2 separate regions of the Mus musculus genome follow, and region 1 is linked to region 2. A link is a loop called in an ENCODE intact Hi-C map of the cell type or tissue named here. Cell type or tissue: left cerebral cortex. All regions are shown on one strand. Each heading gives the region's core, and the rest is flanking DNA. Links, peaks and the distances in the headings are about the cores only.

Evidence for each region. Hi-C counts contacts between places; a loop is a spot of excess contacts. Peaks named below come from ENCODE experiments on the same cell type or tissue, not always from the same donor. Only the 100,000 strongest peaks of a DNase experiment are listed, where the experiment ranks them.
Region 1: it touches region 2 in a loop (2.3-fold over the local background); 2 of 42 quality-filtered maps call a loop at or near these places.

What each region holds. Positions count from the first base shown.
Region 1 is chr6:85,394,416-85,399,743 of GRCm38, forward strand. No RefSeq gene overlaps it. Among named protein-coding and RNA genes, the nearest start is that of 4933423K11Rik, 22 kb to the left of the region's middle. In left cerebral cortex, for the core only: CTCF peaks have their summits at 2,971 (motif pointing left) and 4,470 (motif pointing left); a DNase peak (open chromatin) is centred at 2,962.
Region 2 is chr6:85,233,854-85,239,181 of GRCm38, forward strand. Sfxn5 (sideroflexin 5) reads right to left here. Exons shown (of 14, transcript NM_178639.4): 11 at 2,987-3,102; 12 at 910-995. Among named protein-coding and RNA genes, the nearest start is that of Emx1, 49 kb to the left of the region's middle. In left cerebral cortex, for the core only: a CTCF peak has its summit at 3,320 (motif pointing right); DNase peaks (open chromatin) are centred at 3,363, 4,294 and 4,485; H3K27ac peaks cover 1,578 bases.

The sequences.
Region 1 (5,328 bases), core at 208-5,207, 160 kb after region 2:
GAACCAAAGTTACTTGAATCCTGCTTAGCTATTAACTTGAGTCTTGTGAAGTGGAGGGCCTTGGACTCAAACCAATCCTTCCGATGCAGCCATTCCTCCCTCTCCCCCTCTGCTGTTTGTTAGGAAGTGGGAGCAGAGTCTCATTTAACTTTGGCCCTTGCTCTTGACTTCATCTACCGCCTGCTAGGACTGCAGGTGTTACAGGGAGCCCACCAGAGATGACTGCTCAGACAGTTTATAGCCAAGTGAAAGTCCTTCGTTCCAGCAGGATGGGACTACACTCAGGTATTCAGGATGGACTGTTGCCCTGAGCATTTAGACTGAGGGGTTTTAAAGGCAAAACCCAGATCCTGTTGTCTGTGCAACTTCAGGGGGAGATTTGCAGGCAGTTTAACAGAAGCTAAGAATTGTGACATCACCAGGCAGTAGTGGTGTGTCCTTTTTTTTTTTTTTTTTTTTTTTTAGCTTTATGGATGTGCACAGTGTGCTGGAGTCTGGAGTCTTTTGTGTGTGTTTTTTTTTAATTATTATATGTAAGTACACTGTAGCTGTTTTCAGACACTCTAGAAGAGGGAGTCAGATCTCGTTACGGATGGTTGTGAGCCACCATGTGGTTGCTGGGATTTGAACTCCAGACCTTCGGAAGAGCAGTCAGGTGCTCTTACCCACTGGGCCATCTCACCAGCCCCTGGTGTGTGCTTTTTATTCCAGCATTCGGGAGGCAGAGGCAGGCAGATTTCTGAGTTCGAGGCCAGCCTGGTCTACAGAGCGAGTTCCAGGACAGCCAGGGCTTCACAGAGAAACCCTGTCTCAAAAAAACTAAAAAAGAAAAGAATAGAATAGAAAAGAAAAGAGAAAAAGAAAGAAGAAAGAAGAAAAAGAAAAACGAATTATGACATCTTGGCCTCAGATCCTAAAATAGAGTTGGGTGATTTTTTCATGGGATTCTCCATCAAGGAGATCCAATTCTAGTTAAAGCTGAAGTGCCCTCAGCAAGAATACAGGACGGAGGAACCTCCCTGTGCACTATCTTTCCCTGTACCATCATGCCTGGCTTTTTGTTGTGGTAAGATTTGTGTATGAGTGTTTGCCTGAATGTATTCTCACCATGTGTGTGCAGTGCTTTGAAGAAGCCAGAAGAGGGCACCAGATCCCCTGGGACTGGAGTTACAGAGGGTTGTAAGCTATCATGGGGCTACTGGGAATTGAACCCTGGTCCTCTAGAGGAGCCAGCTCTCTAGCCTTGGTAATTTTTGTTGAAATTAAGACATGCAGATGGGTGTGGTGGCACACACCTTTAATCCCAGCACTCAGGAGGCAGAGGCAGGCGGATTTCTGAGTTCAAGGCCAGCCTGGTCTACAAAGTGAGTTCTAGGACAGCCAGGGCTATACAGAGAAACTCTATCACGAAAAACAAAACAAACACACAAAAAAATTAAGACATGCAGGGTTCATATTTAAACAAAGACAGAGTCAGCTTTCCACCATTGTGTTTCTATCTTGAGGCCCTTATAAAGCTGTACTGTAAATGTTTAGGGGGCAGTTTTCAGTCAGGTATCCAAGTAGATACCATCATTGTCTTAATGTGCCCGAGGTGCAGATGTGTGGCAGAGACCCTTATTAGCCAAGGACTTCCAGGAGCCAGTGCACAGAGAAGGCCTTCAGTCAGATCTGACAGAAGCTGAGGACTTCCAGGAGGAGGGGGGTAGCTTTGGTGCAGGTGTGGCAGTTAGGATGGAGCCTGGAGGAGGCGAAGAGCACACAGCGCACAGCGCACAGCGCACAGCGCACAGCGCACAGCGCACAGCACACAGCACACAGCGTACTTGGTGAGGCCCAGAGTCACAGAGAGGATAGGTCTGGTTCAGAGGTCAGGGATGAAAAGCCTGGCTAGGGTTGAGGGGGCAGGTCTGGGGGCAGCAGTTGGGATACCAGGGCAGTGGGTGCCTCACCAGGCATGGTTTATCATCCCCATCGAAAGCCACCTGCCACTTTCTCAGGTCCAGCACCAGCCAGTTGCGTGCCCCAGGGAGCGTGGGAATGGAACCCAGCTTCACTTACTCTGCGGTTAACGGACCTGTCCCACACTCCTCTGCACGTCCAGAACAGAGAGCAGGGTAGGAACCGCTCCAAGTGCTGTCTGTCTGCTGGGCTTAGCTCTGGATTCACCTCAGTTTTGTTTTGTTTTTCTTTTTATTTTTTTAATATTTATTTATTTATTCTATGTAAGTACACTGTAGCTGTCCTCAGACACTCCAGAAGAGGGAGTCAGATCTCCTTACAGATGGTTGTGAGCCACCATGTGGTTGCTGGGATTTGAACTCAGGACCTTCGGAAGAGCAGTTGGGTGCTCTTACCTGCTGAGCCATCTCACCAGCCCTTTGTTTTTCTTTTTAAAACATTTCCTCAAGGGAAAGAGCTATCATTATTACCTAAGTTCGTTTGTAATTGAGGAATCAGACACTGAGTGGTTAAGGAACTTGCCTAAGGCCACATAGTTGCTGAAGATATGAGTTTTGAAACTAGGTACCCTCTGCTTCCATATCATTCCTCTACACCAGTGGGAGAGATCCAGACCCTCTCGGAATTACTGAGTTCTTTTTACCTCAATCCCCATCCCCATTCTATTTGGATACAATAAAGCGTCTCATTTCAAGAGCCAATTGGACTTGTAGAGTGGAGAGGTCAGCAGTAGGTTAAATTTTGGTTCCTAAATGGTTTAAAAGATAAACTTCCCAGGGCATCATGAGATACTTGTAAACTGTAATCCCAGACTAGGGGAGGCTGAGCCAGTCTGGGCTTCCAAGCCATACCCTATCTTAAGTCACACTTATCATCATCACCCCTCCCACCCACCCCACCCCTCTCCATCATCACCCACCTACCCCCACCTCCTCACCTCCCATCCACCCTGTCATCTGAGCTGAACCTGTAATAGGGGCAAGTGTATCGAGGCTGCCACCCAGTGGTTGAGTCCTGAAGGACAGCTCCCTGCTTCTTTGGGGACTTGGACAGAAACAATTGGATCTATTTATAAGATTACAATCTGCCAGGTAGTGGTAGCACATGCCTTTAATCCCAGCACTTGGGAGGCAGAGGCAGGTGGATTTCTGAGTTCAAGGCCAGCCTGGTCTACAGAGTGAGTTCCAGGACAGCCAGGGCTACACAGAGAAACCCTGTCGAGAGAGAGAAGAGGAGAGGAGAGGAGAGGAGAGGAGAGGAGAGGAGAGGAGAGGAGAGGAGAGGAGAGGAGAGGAGAGGAGAGGAGAGGAGAGGAGAGGAGCCCCTGCCCAGGAAATGGTCCTTCCCATCATTAAGATGGAGCATCCCACATTGATTAATGCAATCAAGACCCCCCCCCACCAACCCCCAGCATACCCAGAAGCCCATCCTCTAAGTGACGCTAAATCAGCAATTCTCAACCTTCCTAACACTGAGACACTTTAATACAATTCACTATATTGTGGTGACCCTCAACCATAAAATTGTTCTTGTTGCTACTTCATAGCAGTAATTTTGCTACGGTTATGAATCACAATCTAAATATCTGTGCTTTCCAGTGGTCTTAGGAGAGCCCTGTGAAAGGGCTGTTTTACCCCCACCTTGGGGTCTCAAGTGCCAGGCTGAGAAAAGCTGTCGTGGGTTCTGCCAGTTAATACCATGTGATTGTATAGCCAAGGCTGATCTTGGACTTCTCCTCTCCTGTCTTTACTTCCCAACAGCTGGAATCACAGATGTTAGTCATGCCAGGAAAAATGTGTTTTAAGGGGAAAATTAGAAATGAGAGCGACTGAGGACTGAAGACATAACTCATGGGTTAAGTGTACCTATTACAGCTCTTGTAGGGGACCCCAGCACCCACATGGCCATTCACAACCATCCACAAGTCCAGTTCCAGGGGACCTGACATCCTCTTCTGGCTTCCACCAGGCATGCATGTGGGTCACAGACATACATTCAGGCAAAGCACTCAAACACATAAAAAAAAGTAAAGAAATAAAAAGTTTGTTTAAAGAAAGAAGTGATAGAAATGTCCATGGTGACTCATACCTGTAATCCCAGAATTCAGGAGCTAGAGATGGGCCAGTCTGGGGTACACGAAACCCTGTCTCAGAAACAGGAAAAAACAAAAACAAAATGCCAGGGCCCTGGTCTGTCTGTACTGGATGAAAACATCCTTTTGTGGGCCGTTGGATGCTTGGCTGCAGTGTACATGTGTATAATGGGAACTTATTTTGAGTTGAAATAAATATTGAAAAATGCAGATTCAAAAACCTTAACTCCCCCAAGCTAAGGATCTATTTATTTGTTTATTTTATGTGCACAATTGGTTTTGCTTATATTTATTATGTGTGCTGTGTGCATGCAGTGCCCCTGGAAGCCAAAAGAGGTTGTCAGATCCCCTGGAACTGGACTTAGGGTTGTGAGTTGTCCTGTGGGTTCTGGGAACTGAATCCGGGTCCTTGCAGGGCCACCTAGTGTTTATTCAGAGACACCTCTCCATGGCTCTAAGTTGCCATCTTCCATTCTGTCTTTTCAGGAATTCTTCACTGCTGTTTTTAAAGGTTAGTTTTGTGTGTTTTTAATTTTTTTCATGACGTTAATGTATCTGTGTATATGCATGAATTCATGCCTGCCACAGTGTGTGTGTGTGTGTGTGTGTGTGTGTGTGTGTGTGTGTAAGCCAGACAACAGCTTCCAGGAGCCAAGTCTCTCCTCCCGTCATAAAGGTTCCAGGGATTGAACTCGGGTCACAGGGCAGCAGGTACTTTACCTGCCAGGCATCTCTGCAGCCCAGCCTTTTTTCCTCCTCCACTTTACAGTCTCTTAGGGATGCTTTTCTTGTCCACACATAAATGGTCTTATTCTTTCTTTGTTTTGTTTTTTGTTTTTTGTTTTTTGTTTTTTTGTTTTTTTGTTTTTTGTTTTTGTTTTTGTTTTGTTTTTTTTTTGAAGCAGGGTCTCATGTAGCTCAGGCGGACTTCGAACTTCATATTTAGCCAAGGAAAAGTTTGAGCTCCTAAGTCTCCTGCTTCCATTTCCCCTTCTACTGGGGCTATAGCCCTGTGCCACCCATGGTCAGCAATCCGTTCTTTTTGAGGGCTGAGTGATATTCCACAGTATGAATGATCCACATCATTGAGCTTATCCCTATAGACTCCTTGTCTGATTTGCCTGGCAGGGAGAGTGCCCCTGCTCCTACACCACATGTAGAAAGAAGTTCCTTTTCCTTTCCCTGTAGTGGGGTATGGGAAAGATGAAGGTGGGGGATGGTAAAACAGAAGCCAATGGAAAAGCTCTAGAAGGTTCCATCACCTCTTGGTGGCT
Region 2 (5,328 bases), core at 235-5,234:
TACAAAGGCTCTGCCCATTTCTGGGATTGAAGGGTCTCTCCTGTGGGTGCCCAGGACCTTTGTCTATTTGTCCCAATGGGCAGGCTTTCCTTTAAGCATACTGGATCCCAGAGGGTCCCCACAAGAGGGAGGGGCGTCTACCTGCTTATCAGCACGTGCACATACCAACCAGGCTTTACCCAGGCCCCTTCCCTGCCCCTCCCCAGGCCTCCCAGGCCTCCGTAGGCAGGTGGACCCTGGTTCTTCCTTCTCTGTTCAACCATTTCCCAGCTCTACCAGGTTTCACCCTCCTATTACACACTCACCAATAAATAAGTAGGTGGTGGCACACGCCTACAGTCCCAGCACTCAGAAGGCAGAGGCAGGAGGATCTCTGAGTCCAAGCCCAGCCTGGTCTACAGGGCTTTCTTTATGTGTGCTAATAATAGGAGCCCTCTTTTATTAGCATTGTGGTACCCCCCTTATGGACAGTGACATAACAAATAGTTGTGGTTTGTCCTCTGAGGGAGCCAGGGAGATCATTATTATTCCACTTTTGCTTTATTACAATTAATTAATTTTTAAAAAGACATGTGGCCCGAGACTCATTATGTAGTCTAGGTTGGTCTTAAACTCACAGAGATCCGCATGCTTCTCCCCCGAGGGCTTGGGTTTACATTCACAGGGTCACACAGACTCTGACCCAAACCGCCAGCTACCCTGTCCCTCCACCAGGGCAGAGCCATGCTTTTCCATGGGTGACCCGGCAGCATTGAGCACCAGCCAACTGCCTGGGAAAAGTCATGAGTTTCAACACCGCTGTCCAGTACAGCAGGAGACAGAGGAGGTGCCTCCCACCCCCAGCAGCACAACAGGTAGGGACCATGGCTCCCCACCCAGCATCTCCCCCATACCCACAGCCTGACTTACTTCTCCAGCATGGACATGACGATTGGAGGAAGCACCAGAATGGGCATAGGCAGAACCACACGTGTCAGAGCTGTCTCCAGCAGGGCCTGCGGATGGGGACAGGCTGGGGTGAGTGGAGAGCATCCGCGAGGGAAGCAAATCCCACCCCAAGTGTGAGGTGTGTGCACTGCTGCTCAGCACATCTGGCAGCCTGGGCTCGCTCACAGCAGTGCTCACAGAGCTGGATTCCAGACAACAGAATACACTGCTCCACCCTCCCTCACTGAGCCTCTGAGAAGAGCAGATTCTCTGCATGGGGGAAGGGCAGCCTCCCCAACCTGGGATGTAGAGGGATCAGGGGTTGGGGAAGTGGTACACAGAGGGCCTAAGATGCTGTCAAAACAAAGCTAGAACAAACTGCTGGGGCCTGCAGAGCCAGGGGGGTTCCCAGGCTGAGTGAAGCTGTGGGATACTTTTTAAAAAATACATCCCTTAAAGACAAAGATATGTAAGAGCTTTGTCTCCTGGCTCTAAGTCTTTTTAATTCTTTTCTTTCTGTATCCCCAGGCTGGCCTTGAACTATGTAGCTGAGAATGGTCTTGACCTTAAACTCGTTTGCCTTTCCTTCCTAAGTACCGAGATTACAGGCATGAACTACCACCCCTCAGTTTATGTGGTACTGGGGATCAAACTCAGGGCTTTGCGTGTGCTAGGTAAGAGCTCTTCCAGCTGAGCTACAGCCGTGGTGAGAAAAGGCCAGCTTTGTAAGGGGCTCAAGCTTCAGCTGAGTATGTTCCAGGTCCAAAGGAGATCTGCCCTGGCGTGGGCTTAGGATTCCATGGGATCGTGGGAGACATAGCTTGAGGCCCAGCTAAGGGGCCATTTGTGTTTGGACAGCCACTGCCCAGAGTCCCTTTGAATCATGGGCTCCTGCTCTTAGAGGAATGCTCAGGAATGTCTCACAGCTCATAGATCCTCAAGTCTCTCCGATGAGACAGAGATAGACCAAACCTGGTTGAATGAAGCCCGGGGCTGCAGAGGAGCTGGGTCACCTGCCCAGATGGCCTTGTCACCTCTACCGTCCTCACAGGGCACCATGAAAGGGTGGGGCTGGGATAGAGTAGGGCAGATAATGAGGCACTGGGGCTGATAGCAACCCTCAGGAAGGGGGTCTTCTCAGGTTTCAGAACGGAGCCTGTGGGCAGGATGTGAAGGCTAAAGCCAGGGCAGGGGACAAAGAGTGTACTGCTGGTATGACATTCAGCCCTGGCCCTTACAGGATCTAAATGGGCCCTGACTTGCCCTGAGATGGATGAAGAAGGAAGAAAAGCTCAGAGGCTTATCAACAAGGTCTCTGCTGAGCAACAGACACTGGTACATGTGTGATGCTCTACCCCCTCATGCCTGCCCCTTTGTTTCATTCCCATGCCTCACAGGCTAGAGCTCAGAACAGCAGGACAAGCCACCAACCACCATCAACAGCAAGGCTGAGAGAGCATAGGACATGTATACTGGGGTGTGTGTGTGTGTGTGTGTGTGTGTGTGTGTGTGTGTGTGTGTAAAACACAAGAGCTATAGTGGGCAGGGCCAGTGAAGAGGGCCTTATAAGTAACCATTTGCAGGAGCCATGGCATCTTCCACAGCCTGAAGCTCCAGTGTTCACAGTACTGTTGCTCCCAGAGAGGTAGCAGCCCTCATACCACTGCCTGCAGCTTCCCATTCACAACCCACAAAGTTGCGAAGGCCTAGGGCATGGAGAGAAAGCCCTGGGGAGGCTCCTCTGCCCTCTCCAATTAACACCTCTGAGGAAGAGCTGGGTCCTGAGGGGCTGGGATAAAAAAAAAATGGGGACATTTCACAGTGGAGACAAGAGGGAGGAGGTTGGAGAACAGTGAAGGACCATCCAGAAGAACAAGCCTGGCAGGGAGCAGACTCTGAGGCCAAGGGCTCTCACAGATGAGCGATGGCAACTGGAACGAGGAGGAGACAGCTAGAGAAGCAAGCCAAGGTCCTGTGACCAGAAGACCTCAAGGAACATACAAGCTATGCTCGGGCGCATCGATCCATTTGTGCAGGGCTTAGCCCCTGGGAAACCCACGTGTCTGGCTGCAATCTTTGAGGAGCCCACGAGGTTGCCATCAGCATCCAGGACATCAATTCCTTCCTCTAACTCCCCATATCGCATCAGGACCACGTTGCAGATATTGGCACTGGCTGGAGAGAGGAATACAGAGAGGGGTAGTGAGGCACGGATGGCTTCCCACCTGGCTCCACCTCCAGACATGGTTCCCCAACCCCCAAGAGCTCTGTGAATCCAGAAAGGTAGAGTCCTCTATTTTGCTTTCAGCCGGGGCAAAAGATCCTAAGGCCCTTTGAGACCCTGGAAGCATAGACCAAAAAAAGTAGCAGGTGGAAATATGGCGAAGGCTTTGGGAGTTGCCACCTATAGAGGGCGCTGCTCGCCTCTTCTGGGGCCAGTCTCCAGGCAGGGGAAGCAGATGTGTAGACAGACAGAGAGAGAGAGAGCTCTCTGGCCCTAAGATGCATCCCCCTGGGGCCTGATGTTCTACCACCAGCAACTCTGTCCCTTAGCTACATAAAATGCTTTTAAATGCCACTCCCCAAATTCAGTCCTGCATGTCTCTCGAAAGCCAACCAAGAGACAGGCATCCACAACAGCAGGTGACAGACAGAGCAGACCTCGGTGCCTACCCGCCCTGCACCCATCATATGCACAGGACACAAGCTCAGAGAGCAAGCGTGACTTAACTGAAGTCACACAGCAAAGTGGAACAGAGTGGAAAGGTTTCAGCGCCTGAACCTCAGGTACCCAAGACGGGATCTGGGGGGAGCACGCAGAGTCTTCCTGAGCTTCACCTGCTCCACTTGGCCACACCCCTCCCTAGTCTCAGCTGAGATCTTAGGGACCTAAGGCCGATAGGAGGTTCCTGGATCCTTAGAGAAGCACTAGATGAAGGTGGCTGGTACAGTTGCCCTGATCCCCTTCACAGGGACGTGCAGGCCAGGCCCATGCCGCTGTACTGATATAGATCTGGCCTGAAGTCCTCCAGCCCTGCTTCATGATGGAAATGGGGAGACTTGGGGGTGGTAGGTGGGTGGTGGGAAATGTGGTGGGGGGGGTGACAAATGCAGAGCCTGCCTGCTCCACTCCTCCCCCCAAAGCGCCTTGCTGTGTTTAAAGTTTTAATTTTTGCTAATTAATGTCAATTAATTTTGTATAATGAGTGTTTAATTTTGGGGAGTGTGTGAGCCTGGGAGCGACTGCAGTTCTGGGCTGTGAACGCTGATTAGCATCAACACCTGCTGCTTCCCCCTCTCCAGTGGGGGGGCACCCGGGTTTGGGGAGCTGGAGGGTGGTGAGGCTCAGTGGGCAAGTGGAGTGGGAGGGAGCCCACAGATGCTCCTGGGACCTGAGCCAAGGGCTGGGGAGCCCAGCAGTGCAGGGTGTTCACAGCTGGGGGACAGGATTCTGCAGGTGAAGGCTGGGCTGGGAACCAGGGCTCTCTGAGACTCACTGTCCTATTGTAATCAAGTAGGGAGGTGGAATCAGCCGAGGCGAAGACCAGGAGGCACTGCAGTCTTTGGAGAGGGAAAGCCGGAGAGCAAACAAGCTCTGAAATGTATTTCGAGCGCATATGCTATCTTTGAGTGTCTCCACTGTTTCCACACGATGCTGATCAACACTCACCATGGCAGACTTTCTGTGGCAAGGACTCGAGCCTCTGACTCCTGTCCCCACAGTACACACATTTCAACCAGGGGCCACGTGGGGAGAACGTTCTTTATTATTCATAGTTTGGGGGTTGGGGTGGGGCCATTACTGGCACATGGCTGGCAGAGACAGTGAGGCTGTGAAACACGGCCTCTTACCTGGCCCCAAAGTCAATAGTGCCTCGACAGAGACACTCACACCCTGGTTTGTTTTGAGATAGGGTCTCTCCATGTAGCCCAGACCATTCTCAAACTGGCCATTCTCCTGCCTAAGCCTCCAGAATGCAGTTTCCACAACGTCTGAGAAATCCTTGCCTTAACCACATCTAAAGGCAGAATTAGGAAGGAGGGTCTGAGGTAAAGACTTGGGGTGAGAGGGTAGGCCATGGAAGATGATGGGCAAGGTGCATGGGTTTGGGGCTTCTTGCTTGGGATTCATTCCCAACTTTCTCTCTCTCTCTCTCTCTCTCTCTCTCTCTCTCTCTCTCTCTCTCTCTCTCTCTCTCTCTCTCTCTCTCTCTCTCTCTCTCTCTCTCTCTCTTTTACTTGGTCTCAAAGGCGAGCTCCTGATAGACCTGGATTGCTCAGGACCCATCAGGCCTCTTAGATGGCCTTGGGAAGCAGTTCCTGGCCTCTGTTGGTGACCTGCCCTCTAGTGGCCTCAGAGATACTCTGCAACCCCTTTGGCCTTTGGGCTGTCAGGCCCTG